Regions from separate parts of the Mus musculus genome. Here region 1 is linked to region 2. A link is a loop called in an ENCODE intact Hi-C map of the cell type or tissue named here. Cell type or tissue: left cerebral cortex. All regions are shown on one strand. Links, peaks and the distances in the headings refer to the core of each region. The heading gives the core; the rest is flanking DNA.

Region 1 (10,747 bases), core at 2,126-7,125, 110 kb after region 2:
GCTTGAGTGTTTGTGGTTCAGTATCAGTGAGCTCCCATGAGCTCAGGTTAGTTGATTCTGTAGGACTTCTTGTAGTGTCCTTGACCCCTCTGGCTCTCGGAATCCACAAAACTTTCTGCTCTCTGCCTAATGTTTGGCTGTGGATCTCTACATCTGCTTCTCTCAGCCTCTGGATGAAGCCTCTCAGATGACAGTTATACTAGGTTCCTGTTTTCAAGCATAGCAGGGTTATCATTAGTGTCAGGGATTGACTCTCTCCCATGGGATGGGTCTCAAGTTGGGCCAGTCATTGGTTGGTCAGTCTCTCAAACACTGCTCCATCTTGTAGGCACATCTTGTAGATAGGACAAATTTTGCATCAAAGGTTTTTGTGGGTGGGTTGTTGTCTCCCTTCCTCCACTAGAAGTACGGCCTGACTACAAGAGGTGGCCACTTCAGGTTCCATATCCTCTGCTGTCAGGAGTCTCAGCTAGGATCACCCCCATAGATTCCTGGGAGCCTCCCCTATCCCAGGTCTCCAGCTAGTCCCAGAGATGCCTCCACTCACCAATTTCTGTTCTCTCTACCCCAACTATCTCCATTCCTGATCCCTACCCCAGTTGCTCTACCCCATTCCTTCTCTTCACTTCCTCCATCCACCTCCACTATCCATTTTACTTCCCCTTCTGAGTAAAATTTAAGAATCTTCCCTGGAACCTTTGTTACTTAGCCTCTTTGGATCTGTGGATTGTAACATGGTTATCCTGTACTTTATGGCTAATGTCCACCTATAAGTCAGTACATAGCACGCATATCTTTCTATGTCTGGGTTACCTCATTTGGGATGATATTTTCTAGTTCTATCCATTTGCCTGCAAATTTCTTGATATCCTTGTTTTTAATAGCTGAGTAATATTTCATCTTGTACATGTACCACATTTTCTTTATTCATTCTTTAGTTGAGGGACATCTAGGTTGTTTTCACTATTACATTTCTTTTATTGAAAACAGGAATATATTCTGATTACTGCTTCCTCTCCCCAAACTTCTCTTAGTTCCTCCTAACCTCCCCTCCCATCTGGAGCCACAACATATCTATTACTTATTAAATGACAAACATGCACATGGAGCCAAACATTAGATGGAGCTCAGAAGGTCTTGTGAAACAGTTGGAGGGAAGAAGAACTGAAGATCCCAGAGTGGATAGGAACTTAAGAAGACCAACAGAATCAACTAATCTGGACCCGTGGGTGCTCTCCTAGAAACTGAATCACCAGCCAAAAAGCATACAAAGGCTAGACCCAGGCATCTTGCATATATGTAGCAGATGTGTAGCTTGATCTTCATGCAGATCTCACATCAGCTGGAGTGTGGGCTTAATCTTACTCTGTTGCTTGCCTGTGCATCCTGTTCCCCTAAATGGACTGCCTTTTCTGGCCTCAGTGGAATAGAACATGTCTAGTCCTGCAGTGACTTGAAGTGTCAAAGTGGCTTGTTACCCAGGGGTGAAAGGGAGGAGTGGCAGGGCATTTGAGGGGGTACTGGGAGGAGAGTGGATGCTGTGATAGGGATGTAAAGTGAATGAGTGAAGAAAGAAAGAAAGAAAGAAAGAAAGAAAGAAAGAAAGAAAGAAAGAAAGAAAGAAGGAAGGAAGGAAGGAAAGGAAAGGAAGGAAGGAAGGAAGGAAGGAAGGAAGGAAGAAAGAAAGAAAGAAAGAAAGAAAGAAAGAAAGAAAGAAAGAAAAGAGGGAGGGAGGAAAGAAAGAAAGAAAGAAAGAAAGAAAGAAAGAAAGAAAGAAAGAAAGAAAGGAAGGAAGAAAGAAAGAAAGAAAGAAAGAAAAGAGGGAGGGAGGGAGGGAGGAAAGAAAGAAAGAAAGAAAGAAAGAAAGAAAGAAAGAAAGAAAGAAAGAAAGAAAGAGAAAGAAAGAAAGAAAGAAAGAAAGGAAGGAAGGAAGGAAGGAAGGAAGGAAGGAGAAAAACAAACAGGCATCTAGGGAGTAATAAAAATAAAATAAGATAAAGCAAAAATAAACAAGTCAGAATGGGACAAAACAGAAGAGCCAAAGGAAAAAGCATGAGAAATGCACATAAAAAGTAACACGCATGTACAAATATTCATGCACATAGGAATGCCATAAAATCATAAGGTCTTCAATTTTTCATTTCAAACTTTCTCTCAATTTGGGTTTCCTTGTTGATTCTATTTCCACTTTCATATTTTGAACTTTTATTCATTTCATTCCACTGTTTGTGTTCTCATTAATGGATTCATTCATACCCTCTTTAAAGATCTTTTATATTCATAAAGGCCACTTTAAGGTCATTGGCTTGTGCTTCTGCTATGTAACATTTCCCAGTGACTGCAGCAGTAAGGTTGCTGAGTTCTAGTGGAGACATGCTGTCCTCGGTGTTATTGACTGTGTTTTTAGATTGCTGTCTAAGCATCTGGATTTCGGATGTTATTGTTATTCTAGGTGCTGGTATCTGGCCTTGCTTTGGTGAGGCGGTGTCCTGCTCTTTGGTTTCTATTGGGCATATTTCTGTGATCCTGCCAAGCGTGGCCACTGAGGGGTCTCGGTAGAACGTGTTTCTAGCTTTTGGGAGCTGACACTTAAGAACAGGATAAACTTGGGGCGGGACACCGAGGGAATCCACAAACGGGAGGAAAGCAGGGTGTCCCACAAGATCTCTGTAGTCTCCTGGGATCTGAGGCAGAGAAGGATGAACATCTCCAGCCAGTGATCTGCTACAGAGCCTGGGATAAGACCGGGGATTGGATTGAAGGAGAGAGAAAAATGAAGATCACCTGCCTGCTTCCCTGGCTGGAGTGGCTGGCAGGTTCCCAGGAAAAACTGTGGTAGAGTCTGGGGCTCACTCCTAGCATATAAATACTTGCTAAATGAATGAGACTAGTGCCTACACCAGAGTCCATTTTGCTTAGTGGGTTTTTGAAAATTCCTTACACTGAGTTATTTTTTTCTTTTATTAATATTAATCATTCCATTCATTTACATCTCAAGTGATAATCCACTTCCTGGTTACCCCCTCCACCTACCCCTCCCCCATTCCATGATATTCCACTTCCCAGTTACCACTCTGCCACACACACACACACACATTGCACATCTGCCCTCCCCCCTCCCTTTTGCCTGTATGGAAGTGCTCCCCCACCCACCCACCCCTCTCCTGCCCCACCGCTCCAGCATCCCCCTACTCTGGGGCATCAAACCTCACCAGGACCAAAGGCCTACCCTCCCATTGCTGTCTGGCAAGGCCTTCCTCTGGACATATGTATCTGGAGCTAAAGATCCCTTTAGGTACACTCATTGGTTGGTGGTCTAGTCTCTGGGAGAACTGGGTGGTCAGGCCAGCCTATGTCACTCTTCCAGTGGGATTGCAATCCCCCTCTGCTCCCCCAGTCCTTCCCCCAGCTCCCCCATCAGTTTCCCTGAGCTGTCTGATGATTGGCTCCAAGCATCCACCTCTGCATTGGCCAGTTGCTGGCCGAACCTCCCTAGGAACTGCCACACTTGCTTTCTCTCCTCAAGAGCCTCTTTACCCCAGCAACAGTGGTGGGCTTGGTGTCTGCAGACATTATGTATCCCCCAGGTGGGGCTGCTGTTCCCCAGTTGGCCCTTCTTTCAGTCTCTGTTCCTTTTTTTTTTTTTTTTGTCCCTGTTTTTCCTTTGGAGAGTAACATTTCTGGGTAAAAAGAAAAGAAAAAAACCTTTGAGATGGGTGGGTGGCTCCATTCCTCTGCCAGGGGCTGTGCCTATCCACTGGAGGTGGTCTCCACAGGTTTTATTTCCCCTTATTCGTGCATTACAGCTAAAGTCAATCTCATTGGGTCCTATGAGCCTCACGTTTCTCTGGTGTCTTGGACCCCTCAGTGGCTATCCTCAGTTCCTCATTCCCACTGCAACCTAATTTTATTCAATTTCCTGACCCTGTACCTCTCTCATGTCTCCTCCAGATTCTTACACTGCCACCCTATTTCCTCCTCCTCCTTTCTCCCTCTCTTGTCCCTCTCCCCTTCCATCTCCCACAATCATCTTGTTCCCCCCTCCATGCAGGATTGAATCATCCACCCCCTCATCTTCCTTTCTTCTACACTCCATATGGTCTGTAGGTTGTATCATATGCACTGTGAGCTTTTGGGTTATTATCCACTTTGAGTGACTATATACCATGTGTGGATTTTGTGTATGTGTGTGTGTGCCTGGGTTACCTCACTCAGGATGATATTTTCTAGTTCCATTCATTTGCCTGCGAATTTCACGAAGTCATTATTTTTAATTGCTGCATAGTACTCCATTGTGTAAATGCACCACATTTTCTGTATCCATTCTTCTGTTGAAGGACAACTGGCTTGTTTCCAGCTTCTGGCTATTATAAATAAGGCTGCTACAAACATATTGGAACATGTGTCCTTGTTATGTGTTGGAGCACTTTTGCCTATATGCTCAGGAGTGGTATAGCTGGGTCCTCAGGTCCTCTGTCCAATTTTCTGAGGAACTGCCAGACTGATTTCCAGAGTGGTTTTATCAGCTTGCATTCCCACCAACAATGGAGGAGTGTTCCTCTTTCTCTGCATCCTTGCCAACACCTGCTGTCACCTGCATTTTTTATTTTAGCCATGCTGACTGGTGTGAGGTGTAGTCTCAGGATCGTTTTGATTTGCATTTCCCTGATGATTAAGGATGTTGAACATTTCTTTAAGTGTTTTTCAGCCAATTGAGATACCTCAGTTCAGAATTCTCTATTTAGCTCTGTACTCCACATTTTCCTTTTTTTTTCTTAGATTTTTTCCTTTACATTTCAAATGCTATCCCCAAAGCCCCCTATACCCTTCCTCATGCCCTGCTCCCCAACCCACTCACTGCTGCTTCCTGGCCCTTGCATTCCCCTGTACTGCAGCATGTGATCTTTGCAAGACCAAGGACCTCTCCTCCCATTGATGGCTGACTAGGCCATCCTCTGCTATATATGCAACTATAAACACAGCTCTGGGGGTACTGGTTAGTTCATATCTTTGTTCCTCTTATAGGGTTGCAGGGTTATTTGGTTCTCTGGAGTCTGCCTTCTTGAGTTCTTTGTATATTTTAGATATTAGCCCTCTATCTGATGTAGGGATGGTAAGTATCTTTTCCCATCTGTTGGTTGTTGTTTTGGCCTATTGATAGTGTCCCTTGCTTTACAAAAGCTTTTAAATTTTATGAGGTCTCATTTGCCAATTGTTGCTCTTAAAGCATAAGCCATTGCTATTCTGTTCAGGAATTTTTCCCCTGGGCCCAAGTATTCGAGGCTTTCCCCCACTTTCTCTTCTATTAGATTCAGTGTATCTGGTTTTATGTGGAGGACCTTGATCCACTTGGACTTGAGCTTTGTGCAACGAGATAGGTATGGATCAATATGCATTCTTCTACATGATAACCACCAGTTGAACCAGCACCATTTGTTGAAAATGCTGTCTGTTTTTCCACTGAATGATTTTAGCTTCTTTGTCAAAGATCAAGTGACCATAGGTGTGTGGGTTGACTTCTGGGTCTTCCATTGACCTGCTTGCCTGTTTCTGTACCAATACCATGCAGTTTTTATCACTATTGCTGTATGGTATAGCTTGAGGTCAGGGGTGATAATTCTTCCAGAGGTTTTTTGTTGTTGAGAAAAGCTTTTGCTATCCTAGATTTTTTGTTATTCTTGATGAATTTGAGAATTGCTCTTTCTAACTCTATGAGGAATTGAGCTGGAATTTTGATGGGTATTGCATGGAATATGTAAATTTCTTTTGGTAAGATGGCCATTTTTCCTATATTAATCCTGCCAATCCATGAGCATGGGAGATCTTTCCATCTTCTGAGATCTTCAATTTCTTTTTTCAGAGACTGGAAGTTCTTGCTATACAGATCTTTTACTTGCTTAGTTAGAGTCACACCAAGGTATTTTATATTATTTATGACTATCATGAAGGGTGTGCTTGAAGCTTGTAGTCGCCCCATAATGTAGACACTCCACATTTTATAATGAAAAGCATCAAACGTTGTGCAACTTTTCTAAGCAAGAAACAGAATATGATTCTTAAAACCCATAGCTCTGCACAGCTGCCTCCTCCTATATTCAGTCTTAGAAGCCGGGGCTAGTTTTGAAGGAAGTATTTGATTAATGACCCTGGAGATAGAAAATTCCAACTGTGTTATGTTTATTCATGCACACATGCACCAAGTATTATTAAGCATTTATTTGTATAGGCCAAGGACATTATCAAGTCCCGGGATAATACAGGCAAAGAAGGTAGGAAAACATTATTTAAAGAGTTATGATCCCTAGATAAATTTATGATACAATACACAGGTTAAAGCATCGATTTTGAGACCTAAACAGCAAACTGTGGACACACATGGAAACATTTACCAGTGCTATCATGAGGTAATGTGTTTATGTGACACACATCACTTCTGACTCATCTGTTATTTACAGTTCTTGTGAACTGTCACTCAACCCTCTTCTGGGTTAAAAAAACTATGTGGTTCTGTTTCAGGTTAAAAGTTTCACACTAAACTACACTGTTTTAAACTATCAAATTCTCTAATCCCGTGGTCATCTTCATATCCATCACACCCACCTACAATTGTGAAGCCGGTACTTAGGAGCCTTTCTAGCAAGCAGTGGAATAATGACAGTTGCCCCATTAAGAAAAACATCCCCATGAGCCTCTTCTATTTGTGTCCCCATCAATGTATTCATTTCTATAGACCATTCCATTCTTGGATCACACACAAAATTCTTTTAAACATGTTTCTATGTGTGTATGTGTGATGTATGTACCCCCCCACTGCCTCTGTGCGCGTGTGCTTGCCAGAGGCTGCAATGTCCTGCTTTTGTGGGTCCCAGGGACCTGACTCAGGTTCTCATGCTTTCTAGACGAGCATGCTGCTCACTGTGCTGTGACTCCAGCTGACATTAAATTCTTGATGCCTTATGTCAGCAATATAAGCACACTAAGTGCAATTTTTAAATCCCTTGTCTCTTTCTAACGATTGTCATCAATTCCATGACAGGTTTTCCATATTTCCTGTCTTTATGAGAACCTATGTGTTATAGACTTTAGGTTCACTTATAAGATAATTAAAGAAAGATTAAATTAATAAAGAGTAAATTAATAAAGGAAAACATACAAACAAGCTTCAGAATAATTATGCTGCTCACATACATGTATCTTCTTATTTACAGGAAAGAAGAGATATTTACCTGTTAGATGGTGCCTGCCTACCCACTGGATCCTGAGTTGTGTCCTTTCTGTCACAAGTGTTATAAAGGAAGGTTGTTTTAAATGAACTCGGAGTTGTAAATGAGTGTGATGCTAACTTGAAAAGAATTGAATTACTGTTATTCCAAATGATCAGCAATCTACTTCACAGGCATTTGGTAGCCACGAGAGTTGGCTAAAAATACTAGAAGAGCCCTAGTTCACTCTGTATTGAGTCAATCCTATTATTGTAGAACATCAAGGTATTTTTGTTAGAAGAGAAAAAAGAAAACTTTTATGAAGATGATTTGTGATAATCCGTGCTTCTCTCTGACGCTTTGGTTTATGTAATATACATATGTTTGTAAGAGCTATAGCTTGCACAGGCCATGATCAGCTATGTGGATCAATTGAACAGTTGATGACAGGTAAATAGATAGAGATAGGAAATAGGATAGATAAATAGCAACTAACGTATCTATAACGTTTCTATATCTATATTTACTTTCTAGGGGCTTTTCATATGTCAGATTTCATCCCTACAATATTATTGTGTTTCAGTGGAAGAATCATGGAAAAATTAAATAACATTGCCCAGAATGCATGTTAAAAAATTAAAAGTGCAGAGTTTTATTCAATACTAATATTGTCCAATATAATAATAATATAAGTCATATTCCTACCTGTTAAGCACCAAATATTATTAGAGCACATCTATAGGTCAATGGCATTCTCAAATTCTGCAAGAAAGTAGAAGTTTCTGCCTTGAAAGATGCAAGAGGCACCTATATTAATATGGGTCCAGCTCTGCATTATCCGCCCACTTCCCACCATGAACACGTTTCCTTCTGCTTCTTCTACTATGACCCATTTCCATCTGCATGGTGGGAAAGCTTCTTTTTGTCCTGTCTTTTTATTAATGCTGTCTATTAGTCAACCTTTATTTATCATTGTGGTAAAATAATTATGATAACAGCATAGGAAGAGAAAAGAATTATTTTGGTCTATGATGGTCCTGCTACCTTTGAGCCTGTGCTCAAGCAGCATAGCGTGGTGAAGAGTGTGTGATAGCTCAAGCAAGACAATCAGGGAGTAGAGAGAGAGAAACACCAGAGTCCTTGCACCCCTTCCAAGGCATGTCCCTGATGGCCTTTGTCCAGATAGGCCCACTCTTGAAAGTTCACCATCTCCCCATCATGCTACAGGGTAGGGACTAAGCTTTTTATGTATAGACCTTTGTGGAGCCATTAACATCCAAACAATAGTTCCTTAGAGAGAAAAACTGAGACAGAGTCAGACAAACAGATGGACAAAGGCAAAGCAGAGATATAGAGATATTGCTCTTTTTTGTCAGACAGACAGATGGACAGAGGCAAAGAAGAGATATAGAGATATTACTTTTTCTTTGTGTAGAAATTCCAGGTCTCATGTAACTCATGGTAGCCTCAGATTCTGTGATGGAGGATGGCCTTCAACTTCTGATCCTCCTGCCTCATCCTCTTTTTTGCAGATGGGTGCTTCCATGCCAGATTTCTAAACAGTGATGAGGATCAAACTCAAGACTTCATGCATGATAAACAAACATTTTCTCAACTTTTCTACATCCTCAGCCAACTCCCTAATATTTTTAAACAGTCTTCTGGCATGTTCTCTTCCAACAACTTTGGTATGGATGCTTCAGCTAAGAGGAGATGAGGATTCAGAAAACAGATAAAGCACATAGCAACAGGCAAATGTTCACCGTGTTCTATTGTCAAGGTTTCCTAAGCGTTCTCCAGGACCAGCATTGTGACTAGACAAACTTGGTGTTCTTCTTTTTGTCTCCCTCATACCCATAAAAGGAACATAGTAGAGCGCTTAGGATTACTTTATGAGATAAAGGGGTTCACAATATAATATTCGGGGGTGTGGAAGGAAAGAGGAACACCACCCTCTGCCTTCCTCCTCAAAAGTTTCTTGTGAGGGAAGTTAGGGGTGGTTATGGGCCAGTGGTGTGTAAAGCAGTCTCAGTTCTCTTTACAAAACAAACTGGGAAACACCCATTCCTCCCCAAACTTGTGATGCTCTAAGTCACACAGGAACAATTGTTACCCCTAACTGAGAACATGGTGCTTCAAGAGACTGCCAGTAGGATTCCATATCAGTACTTTAGGCAGAGAGAAGTCTCGGTCCCAGTTAGCATGAAAAAAAAAAAACTACATTTTCAGATTCCATAACAAGTTTATTGGAGTATTCTTCACCAAAATGAATGGCAAGTGTCCGGAAGAAGATGATGACAGATGCCCATAGGAAAATAAAGATGCTTCCAACCACAATGACAGTGGAATATCAGGGTATTCTCTTATTATCATTTTTATGTTTTTTAAAAAATATGTTTTTCAGCCAATATATTTTGATCAGAGTTTCTCCTCGTCCAGCTCTTCCCAGGTCCTCTCTACCTGACTACCTATGCTACCCCAATATAACCCTCTTTATTTCTCTATCTTTAAGAAAAAAAAGAAACCATAATTTTAAAAAGACACAAGAAACACAGAGACACAGAAATATGTGTACACGCACACACACACACACACACACACACACAACTTTATAAAAACACAAAATTGGAAATACAATATACACTCAAAAGGCCAGTGAAACAACATACTCAAAGCTATTTGAGAAAAAAATCTATATTAAAAAAAAACCTTTTCATTATGTCTTAATCATCTATTTTTGGCCATGGGACCTACTTTTAAGTATGGTTAAAATACTGAGTGAGACTCCATAAGGGAACACTAATTTTTTGATTACACATAGATATCATTTGGCAATAGTTAGTTATGGAAGCTTCACTTCCCCTCTCAACACTGAGACCCTGTTTGCTTTGGCTGCCTCAGCCTCTGTGAATTTACATGTGCACCAGTCCTGTTGTGTCTGGAAGACACCACTTCCTCTGGGTCTTACAATCTTTCTTCCTCCTCTTCCACAGACCTTCCTGAGCTCTGAAGGAAGGGGGCTGAAAAAGTCATCCCACTTAGGAATGATTGTCCCAAACTCTCTCACATTCTGTACATTGTCTATTTTTGGATCTCTCTGCTATCCCCATCTATGGCAAGCATCTTCTCTGATTATGGCTGAGCAATTCACGGATCTATGGTTATATCAGAATGCTATTACAGTAATTTTATTGAAATGTTCTTTTAGAAGAACAGTAGTATTTGATTTGTCTCCCAGTTGCATGGTTTATCTAGTCTCAGGTTTTTTGGTCTCCCAAGCAGTGTTAGGCACGGATTCCACCCAGTAGAATGTGACTTAAATCTAATCAGAGAGTGGTTGGTTACTCCCACAAAGCCTGTGCCTTTGCTGCACCAGGATATCCTGCAGGCCGATCACCATTATAGACCATTGTTTGTAGGTAGGTTGGTGAGCATCTGTCTCCTCTGGTATCAGACAGTTACTTCTTGTACACTATAACACTACTCTGTAGGGAGAAAGGTTCTAATTAGGCACCAACAAAACTCACTATCTTTAATGAGGTATG
Region 2 (10,747 bases), core at 3,925-8,924:
TGTGAATCCCAAATCCCACCCACAGCCGTGGTCTGAGGTGTCACTAAAGGAAGAGTGGTGTTCTTGTCACTGGGCACTTCTGACACCCTGTTTCCAGCCTCCTCCACTTGCTCTTTCAAATGAAATCAGCAGTTTACACAGAAATTCCCCCACCTGGGGAAGCAGTTTGGCAGTAGACTTAATAAAGCTGTTCATTAAGAAAGAGGACCTTTACCTTCCTTTAGAAATAATAAAATCTATGGGGGGGACGACACATCCTTTGACCACAGGGGTGGAATGTTCCTGAGCTGAAGCACAAGAGAGGCTGAGTGAGGAGGATGGAGAGGATGAGTCGGCCTGTGCTCCATAGCAAAAGCCTGTCTCAAAAATGAAAGGAAAGGTGAGGGAAATGAGGAGGAAGGAAGAAAGCAGGAAGAGAAAAGAAGGAGTGGGGGAAAAAGCTGGGATTCTGTTCAAATTAAATTTTTGGCAGTGCTATTTCATGTAACTCACTGATATGGAAAGACATCTTGTGTGTGGTATATGACAATAGAGATCAAGTTCTTAGCACAGTCCACCCTTTCAGGACATAAAATAACCGATTCAGGTGAGAATTTTTAGGGAGATTCTTATGAAGAACTCATGGACTTTTTTCTTTTCCTCAACATGTTGTCTCATGATAATCCTAACTAGATGTTTCCAAGTAAGAAGGGAATCTAGTTAGATTCTTCTTGTTAATGATATTTGATGAGTACTGTGTGCTTTTTGAAGAATAAAAGCTTTACGTTAGCCGTGAAGTAAAGGCAGTTTACAAGGTAAAGCTGTGGGTTACTATTTCATAAGGTGTCAGAGACTGAGAAATGCTTTAGAAATATCAAGGATGACTCTGAAATATTATATTCAATCTTTAATCACTGACATTTGGGCTTCTAATTCCAGACATATTTTAGTTATAACAAATGAAATTCATGTTATTTGGCTACTGATGACTTTTTAATTAAGTAACTCCAGTCTTGAAAATGTAGTCTAGCAATTTAGCTTATAAGATAAGATACATTTTGTGAGTTAAAGATAGAAGCTTTGATGTAGCCACTTGGAGAACACACGTAATCATATCAGCATTAACTGCCATTTACTGTTTATAAATGATGTACATTGAACTCATCTATCCTGATTACTTAAATTGCTATAATACATTTATCACTTTAATTATTAATTAATCCTGGTTATTTCTATAAAAATTATTTGAAGCCATATTTTATCTGTGTATTTTTTAATAAAGTGCTTCATACAACTGGGACTAAAAATCAGGGTACCCTTATATTTTGCCCTTAGAGCACGAATTGTGTACAATAGCCACTGTTTGAAGATGCCTACATAGCAAATAGCCATATTTTAATAAACTGGAATGTTTTTTCTACTGAGTCCACTAACTGCAAAGACTGGTGACACATTCACGCACATAGAAGATGAAATGGCAGAATTAAGTAAGTGAGCAACAGGACTGTGTGGAACCTCCAACAACAAAAGTGATGGCAGTTAGTGATGAGAATCTGAAAAGATGTAGTTAGTGTCTATTGATTTGCTGGGTGCTAACCTGTGGGCGTAATCTGCTGAAGTGTAAGTGTATTAAACTCACATGAATATGCTGTCCTTTCCCATAACATTTTGCCACTCTCTGCAAGTTCTATTACTAAATTACAAATGTTTAGCCCTCCTCCTATCCCCCCTGCCCAGTCTATTGTTTTTTCCAGGTTACTGTTTCTATAATAGATATTCTATGAGACTATAGACTGTTTAGATTACAGTGAGCTGGGACACTTAAGCTTTAGTCCAGACTGTCTCTTAACACTGCTTGGACTAGATCCTAACAGCATGTTTTCCTTTATATCTGAGCACTGGGTAGCTGAAGAAAGCCTATCTTGCCATCATGTGGTGACCATCAGAGATAGATTCCATAGAGAACCAGCCACCACTCAGCCCCTCCAGGATGACAGTGATTGTCAAGGCCAGGAAGACAAACCGAAAGCAGGATGCAACCACTTACAGAAAGGTGTCACAAACATCTGCTGGAAAGTTGTTTTGTAAAAAATTGTGTACTCATTAATACTCGTGAGTGCACACCGTAATGCACATTCAACTACTGTCATTGCCTGGTGTGGGAGGTGGATGATTCATTGTGCTCAGGCAAACACACACCAAGAGTCATTGTATAGTGTGGGTGTGGACCACTCACTGTATTCGTGGAGCAGTAGAGCAGAAAGTGTGTGTGTACGAGTTTCAGGGTGGTTGTGAACATACAGCAATATGTTAGTAATATGAACTTATGCAATCCTAAGAAGCACATTAGTGTTGATAACAAAGTGATCCTGAAATTTATTTACAATTACCATCCATGTTCAAGGAATAACTTAAACATCCAGTGGCATAAGTTAGACTTGGACTTATGTTGGTATGTTTTACATTCTTAGGACCCACGTCCTCTAATCCCACACTATCTGAAGGGCATCACCTACACTACTGCTTTATTTGTTTACTATACCAACATAAATTCAAGAATATTCCAAACATCTACTAGGAACTCAAAGGTTCAAGGTTATGGAAAGCAAGGTCATTCAGTTAAAAAAAAAAAAAAAAAGCATGGGATTCAAACAGAAACCCTAAGTTAGTTTGCAGTGTTGTACCACTGATGGTTATTTCTAACAAATGTGCATTTTGATAAACATTGCTATCAGCAGAAACTGAGCAGACAGAGTGTGGGGAATCTACACCCTCTGGAGCGTTTCTATAATCTAACGTTATTTCCAAATTACAGGTTGACATTTTCTGGTTTTTTTTTGATGTGTGTTTGTTAACACTTTGAAGAAATCTCAACAACAATTTCTTTTCCACCCTTTGAACTAACTTCTTTGCAATTGGGAATTTCCCTAGAACGTTAAGGTCATGCTTGTACCCATGGCCCATCATTATATTAACCATAAACATGGTGGGGGCTGAGATTGCAGAAGACAGCATGTCACATACCAGCAATTAAGGAATGAGAAAATCTCTGGACAAAAGCACAATGATGCAGCCTCTTCTATCCTCCACACTCAAGACTGCTTTATAAAATCCCCCATTCACTACTTTGAGTTTATCTTTGGTGGTATTAGAAACTCTGCCATCCTCTTTATGGCTAGTCAATGCTGATTACTTGACTATGGAGATGGGATAGAGGCTCTCTGCTGGGTCCTGAACTGAGGAAGTGGCTTGAGGCCAAAGAGGCTTTGTCGGGTTTTAGAAAAGAAAATGAAATTCTGGTGACAAAAGGCCTCCAGGCACAGCTGAAAAGTCTGCCTGGCAGCAGTGGGCTGCCGGGAAGTAGATGAACATCTGGGGTTTGTGGAAAGGGGAAGTCAGGAGTATAAGGTTAGATGTGAGGCTGTGGATCAAGAGGTCATGAGATGGTTTAGTGTTATGAAAAAGTTTCTGCTACAATTAGCAGGTGAAATAAAAAGAACTTATAGATTAAACTCTAAGGAATTTATTATCTCACAAATCTGGGTTAATTTCATCCTAACCCATAACATTCAACCTAAGATTCCATCTTTATGTTTGTTCTGACATCTATAGGGTAATGGTCTAGCCACTAACTTGATCTTAAAATGACTGTCACATTCTCAAAGAATATTCACAGAGAAGGGCCATCTGTCTAGTCTGGGGATTTGTCTGTTTTCAAGATGAAGGAACAGTTTTCCCAAGATGTTTTAGTATCTCATTAGTCTGAGCAATAGCACCTCTAAAAAAAAATAACACACTCATCAGAATTGATCCTGTCTAATCAGAACCTAAGGTCGGGTTTCAAGAAAATACTAAGACCCCATCAAGAATTTCACAATAGAGAAAGACACAAGTTGTTAGCCTTCATAACTGGAGGTTTGCTTAGCAAGAAAAAGAAAGCTGTGGAGTATGGCAACCCCAGAGACGACTGTCAAAATGCAGGTAGCCAAGTCAGAGTTGCAGCAATGAAAGTAGACATGGGCATGTTCAAAGAAAAAAATAATAGCACTTTACACCTTAAAACAGCCTTAGGGATAATGTAATGGTGTATGGAACATGACCAGGACTTTCCATTGGAGTAAGTGGGTAGAATCTGTGGGCAGAATGTGTGAGCAAGGAAGATTAACACAAAGTTTGCATACAATTTTGATAAAGCTAAATTCATGGTATCTCAAGGGCATGTATCAGATGTGTTAAATATATTGCTGAAAAAATAAAAATAGGTCTTTGCTATAGAAGAAAGAGTAGAGCTGAAGACAGACAGACAGAAATCACCAATTAAACTAAGTAGTGGCATGGGTGATGTCCTTTAGATACTGTGGGAGGAAGAGTAGGATGGGGTCTCTGGAATAGAAAACATACCAACAGAAGTCCAGGACCAGCAGTAGGAAAAACCAAAAATTCCAGGTGGGAGCTGGGAGAGCCCAGACTTCAGAAAGGAGGTTATCAGTAAGGTCAAACCCTTTTGAGAGGTGATGTCAAGAAAATGCCTATGCTTAGCCCACTGGATTTAATGTGTTAAAGAAAGGATCCAGGTGAGATGCTATCGCTGTGTGCATGGCGGTACTTTCAGGGTCCTGCTAGGAGGAGCTACAAAGCAAGTGAGTAACAGGCATAGCAGAATGTAGACAGGGAAACTAGCACAAAAGCTAATAGATTCACACCCAGAATCCTGGCTGACCTGCGACCCTCTGTGTAGACAGAGCTGGCATTGGTCTACATGTGAGATACACTCACCTCTGCCTGTCAGATAACCTTATAATGGCTGCTAACATTATAGGAATGTGCCATTGTGCCCAGATGAACAAAAGATTTTTTCTGATTCTATGAAGCACAAGAAAGAGCTCAAAGATACTAGTTAGAAAGTCCTAATGTGTTTTGTTTCTTATTGTTTGTTGTTGTTGTTGTTGTGAGTTTGTTTTTTTAATGACTATTTGTATCCTGATAAGAGAATGAAAGAAAGGATGTGGACTTAGGAGGTGGAGAAGTGGAGAGGATCTGGGAGGCATTGGGGGAGGGGACTCTCTAATTGGAATATATTATATAAAATCTACATGTTGAATATAGATAAGTACATAAATATTAGAGTTGATGCTATAATGCACAAAGAAAACTGTAATAAGTAAAAAATGGGACAAGCAGTTCCACTTGGGATATTTCACCTTCTCTAATTCCAATTTTCCCTGGTTAACTGTGTACCAAAACTGCAAGAAAAAATGAAAAGAACCCAGAATTACTTATATATGTTGAAAAAAAAGAAGGAAAGAAAGAATGAGAGAAAGAAAGAATTAATGAACAAGAGGAAGAAAGAAAGAAAGAAAGAAAGAAAGAAAGAAAGAAAGAAAGAAAGAAAGAAAGAGTAGACAAAGACCTATTTTCTATTTTCATCTCCATTATAATTAACTCTCCCCAAATCAGATTTTAATATATATAACATATTATATCTCAACTAATACTCTAATGTGTGTTTTTCAGTCTCTGCTCCAGTTTGCTTTGTTTTAAGACCCATGGGTGTTCACAGTTTTTTACATTCCTGTCTCACATATTTCAGTGATTGCTGTTTAATTACTAAGCCGTCAGTCAGGAGCTAAGCAGGTCTATATTTAGGAAACTGTGTTTTTATACCTACTAAACCATAAGCTGCTGCTCAGTGATTATAAATATTCCTTCACAGAGATCTATGCTGACAGTGTTGATTCTTTAAAAAAGAAAACCTGAGAACATCAACAGGAACATTTTACTTGACATTTTAGAACATGCCCACTGCATACCCTCTCTGAGCTATGCCAGGGTTACTCTCTCTGCAGAACCACCTTACACATGTCTACATTTCTAGAAAAGTTCCTGAGATAAATAAATCTTAAGTGCTAACTCAAAGTGGAAAACCTATGTTATTTTAACATGGAGAAAATATTTTGAAAGCTCTAAATCAAAACTCTTACAGGAGAAAAACAAAATCATATCAGTTATTTTTGTTATTTAGAATTTCATACATGCAAGCTAATTGTTTGCTCCTTTGCTTTTGATGTCTCTCCACTACTCCCTCCCAATTTCATGAGCCATTTGTTTTGTTTTAAAACCCACTCAGTCTACTTGGTACTGTCATTATGTGCCTGGATTCAGGGTCATCTAATGGAGGATGGTTAGTATCCTTTCACTAAAGTGTAGAAGAAAGTCCATGTACATAGATAATTAAAATGCAGTATTTATACAAATAAGATTCTCGAGATGCTGAGCATAAGGACTGAGGAGAACGGAAGTATAATCATGTATAATCATTTAGTAGTCTTTAAGACTCAATGACAACGATGTCTCTAGGTTTCACTTAAAACAAACCCTGACTTTTATAGCTCTCTTTGTTGTGTCTCTCTGCACACATACTTAAGAGATATGCTGATCATTTGCTCTGTGGAGAAAAAAATCCTGGACCAGAAATGGGTTCTGCTTCAAATACCATGGCTGAAATAGCATCTCAAACTGGCACACTAGGCAGATGTTACAAAGAAATATGCAAATGGTTGCATAGTAACCACAAAACTGAATAAGCTCATTATCAAGGTTCAAACTGTGGTAGATGTGAGAGTTTGGCAGTGACGAATTCTTAGAGCTGAGGCTGAAGATTCTTCTCTGTCCCTGGCCATGTGCTTGGCTCTGGTTGTCTGCCAGCCTCTTCCAGGCTCACACCCACCCACCGACACCCAGTGCCTTCTTTTATGCTCTCTGCCTTCCGTTCTCATAAAGTGTGCTCTGCCACACGGCTGGATCTGCAACTCATCAAGCTGCCTAATTCATTTTTAGAAGCTATTAAACATGTAAAAATTTACCTTTGGGGGTTATTTTCATAAATAGTTTCATAAATGATGAAACCACTTTACCCAAAGGGCTTCCTTTTCCTCTCCACTTCTTGTCTTATCCTTGTTCTTCTGAGGCTGATGTTTTTAGGTGGAATTAGAAAATGGATCCTATTGTGGATCGTGGCCTTCAGCTACGGTACTTGCAAACCCAGCCCCTAGTGAGCTCTGCCACAGCCCACTATGATTCTACTGCTGTTCTTCATGCAGAGTTGACTGGTTTCCTCTCTGTGCTCTTCATTTCCCTTTGGAAATTCTTACTTCTTATAGAAGCAAAGCAACAACAGCTATAGTCCTACATAATTTGGAATTCTGAGCTACCTATGGCCTCTCTGTTCTTAGAGTGTTCACAGAGTCTTCCATACATTGGTTTCTCTGCCCCTCCAGTTCCATTCTCAGCCATTCCCTCTTGTCTTCTAACCTGAAAAGTATTTGAATTTTCTGAAAACTGCTCCTCCTCCTCCTCCTCCTCTTCCTCTTCCTCTTCCTCTTATACTCCTCTTTCTCCCACATCCTCTACACCCTCTCCTGGTATGTATGGGCCTTTCTAATTCCTTATTATTCATCCTCACCTTCATCTTGATCATATGTTTTTCTCCCAAACCATTTGATGATATTCATTTCTCATTGCCTTCAAGTGTAGCGAGTGGCCTTTGTGAAACACTCAGACCCATCTTACTGTCTCTGTCTAACTGCATATGAATCACAACATGTTACTGTGTATACAGAAAAGTCCACTCTTCTAACGTTTAAGTATTTTTTTTCTGTATCCTAGACTCTTTCTCTCTGAATGAAGCCAACTTCTACACAGTCTTCAAAGCCCACCTACATGTCAACAACTTCAGCCACTATGGTACTTTGTCCATATACTTATATATGATATCAGCCTGTTTTTGCTTAATGTTTCTTTCTATATTCATCCCTGACCAGCTTAACACTCAGTGATCTGCTCTTAGAACAATTCATTTTAATTTGTACTTCTGCATGAAGTATCAGCAACATGATAATTCTTGTGTGGTGTTTAATCACCCCTTCCCTTATGCTGCATACAGATGTAGGCCCAATGGCTTCACTTCTCTAACATCAATTTTATTTTTATATTTTCTCATACTGGTCAATGTCTAGAATGCCTGCAACATAATAATCTTTGAAAGTCGTAAGAGTTAAGTTGTATCACTCCTCTGGATATTGTAGTTATTACAAATATTGTTGTACATCGAATGGTGTGCTGTACATTGTGGCTTGTATATATGTGCACAGGTCTTGTTCCTACGAAGTGAAGAGATATATTTTCAAGATGGAGACCAGATTTTTCTTTTCTGTGGTCTTGCTGGATCTGACTTTAATTTTCGGTAGCTACCAACCCGTAGCATAGCTAAGGATCAGAAAAACGAATGGGCACTCCTTCACAAGGCCATCAGCAATACAGCTAAGACAAAAACACTGGATTGTAAAGCTCATGTGGCCAAGAGTTGGCATTCCTCTGTCATTAATGACTCCCATTTAAGACAACACCATTCTATTTTCCTTTGTCATTGTACATTAGGAAACTCGGTGTTTAAAGTAACCTTAAGAGATGTCATCACATGTGGCTTTGGCAATATGCAGACACTTCGAACCTATTCAGAACCTAGCTCTTCAATTTTTAACTCTAAAATTGAATCTTTAAAATGAATATAGTTTATTTCTCAATACCTCTTCCACTATTTCTAGCAGTGATTTGTCTCTGAATCCATTTCTAGCCCAATAAACCTCTGGAGAAGACTTGCATCTCTAAATAAAAGGATAAAGCCTTACTAGGTAAAACTTGTTGCTGTTTTAGCCTTTCTCTCTTTTTCTAGAAGGTTGATGAAAGGTTCAGGTGTTTGATAGAAGGCGAGAAGGGAAGAACACATAGAATATAGTGAAAGAGAGGTGCTGATACTTAGATGGCTTATGGCATTGTTCTAGTCCAGTCTGGAACTCTGGTGTCTGATGCTTGGATGGCTTATGGCAACACTGGGCTTATGCCCAGTCTAGCACTCAGGTTCTATCACTCCGTTTGTATTTTACTTTGTATGACATCTGGATAGAAAGATAACTGATACAGTAATCTATAGAACTTTACTAAGAGGTCTTGTAATGTTTTGAAATACAGTTATTTAACAAATGGCAGATTCAAATGAACCTAGCATTTTTAAAACCATATTCATGGTGGAAGTATATAGAAAGTCCATTACCTCAAGATCCCATTGCTCGTGGGATGCTATATGCCTTGTGGTCTGTACCTGGTCTTACTGTTAAGGAATCAAACCAGTTGAGCATCTTCTCATATTTTTTCCTCTGCACACTAAAACATTGCCCCTACACCACAGCCTCGCCTGAGTTAATAAAGTAACACAAATTCTTATTGCTTTACATTCACTATGGCACCAACATAAGATGACCAAATGATGTTACTTTAGCTTCCTCATAAAATAGACCACTTTTACAAATAATCTGTTAAAAAATATTTTAGCTCAGTAAAGATCTATCAGGAGTAAGCAATCTGTTCGAGGCTATTATGGTCATCAAAAGTTCCTCTCCCTTGTTCCTACTCTCTATTTCCTACATGAATATAGCAGATGTGCATGCACACACAATTTTACATACATATTTCTCTCTCCCACACACTTCTCACATACATGTGTTTTACTTTTACTATTCAAGTCTGTGTAGACAGAGTCCCTGTCTTTTTAAATGTGAAGTTTTGAGCAGATTGAATAGTAACTTATTTCTTGTGTATTACCTTTTGTTATAATTTTATGTTACCTTAAGGACAAGATATCATTATACTAGCCCAGACTGGCCTCAAATGCATGATCCTCTGTATGATCCTCTGCCTGTGCCTTCTCACAGTTTCCTCAATAAATGTCAATCGGAACTTATTTACCTCACACTGCCAAACATACATACCCTTCTGTGCTGTTGTATTTATTGCTATGCCCTGTTCACCCTTGAAGATTTATTGTGTTTACCAATCAGAAAGTGATGAACCAGGGAAAGCGGTTTCATTCAATGGGTAGATGATTCATTTGTTCTGGGAGATACAGCATTGCCTGGAGGGATCAGGCTTATAATTACAGTTTACCTGCAGGTGGGGTCTGACTTAAGGGTGCTGCAGTCTCCATGGAAAGCAGCTGCATTTGGGGTGCTGCCACCCCTACTGCTCAACCCATCACATCCTACATACCTAGCCCTCAGAGTACCCACAGTCAAACAGTATTCATTGAAATTATAACGAATAACACAACATACTTGTCTAGAAAAAAAATCTCCTTTGTACTGTCTCCAACCTCTTCCGATCCAAAATATATTTTGCAAATGAGAGGCCTAAATCATTCTTCATAGAGCAATGATACCATGGTCTCTTTTCATCACTGATATGCATTGCACAAAACTAAAAGAACCATTCCATAACGTGCTAAAGTCTATGAGGAGTTCCAAGGTCAGAGCAGAGGAAGAGTGGAGTATTGATTCTCAAGCTAACACTCAGAGCTGAAAGTAACCAGGAAGAGACTTTGCTATCTTCTAAAGTAGCCACTAGAGAGCTTCTATAGGCCAGGCTGAAGGAGATGTCTAAGAGAAGACGAGAGCACATGTGGCTGAGAAACTCCTGGACTCTCAGAACACATGCTCAGGCCACCATTGTAAAAGACTGACTGTGTCAAGTCATGTGATGGTTTCTTGCATGTCCACTTCTTAACTACTATTAAAAATGATATTTCACAAAAGGGGCCAAAGCAGTTCTGTTTTCTACTGAGACATAAATAGCAGTATCTGCCTTTTCCCTCTGGACATGGTTGCAACCTTATGGAGATGCACAGACTTGTTCTATACAGGGCAGGTAGAGACTTAAT

The links. Hi-C counts contacts between places; a loop is a spot of excess contacts. Peaks named below come from ENCODE experiments on the same cell type or tissue, not always from the same donor. Only the 100,000 strongest peaks of a DNase experiment are listed, where the experiment ranks them.
Region 1: it touches region 2 in a loop (5-fold over the local background); 5 of 42 quality-filtered maps call a loop at or near these places.

What each region holds. Positions count from the first base shown.
Region 1 is chr1:138,252,527-138,263,273 of GRCm38, forward strand. No RefSeq gene overlaps it. Among named protein-coding and RNA genes, the nearest start is that of Atp6v1g3, 16 kb to the right of the region's middle. In left cerebral cortex, for the core only: no CTCF peak of the experiment used is centred there; a DNase peak (open chromatin) is centred at 4,091.
Region 2 is chr1:138,142,441-138,153,187 of GRCm38, forward strand. The region is part of intron 1 of Ptprc (protein tyrosine phosphatase, receptor type, C); the gene reads right to left. Among named protein-coding and RNA genes, the nearest start is that of Ptprc, 27 kb to the right of the region's middle. In left cerebral cortex, for the core only: no CTCF peak of the experiment used is centred there; a DNase peak (open chromatin) is centred at 6,603; H3K27ac peaks cover 895 bases.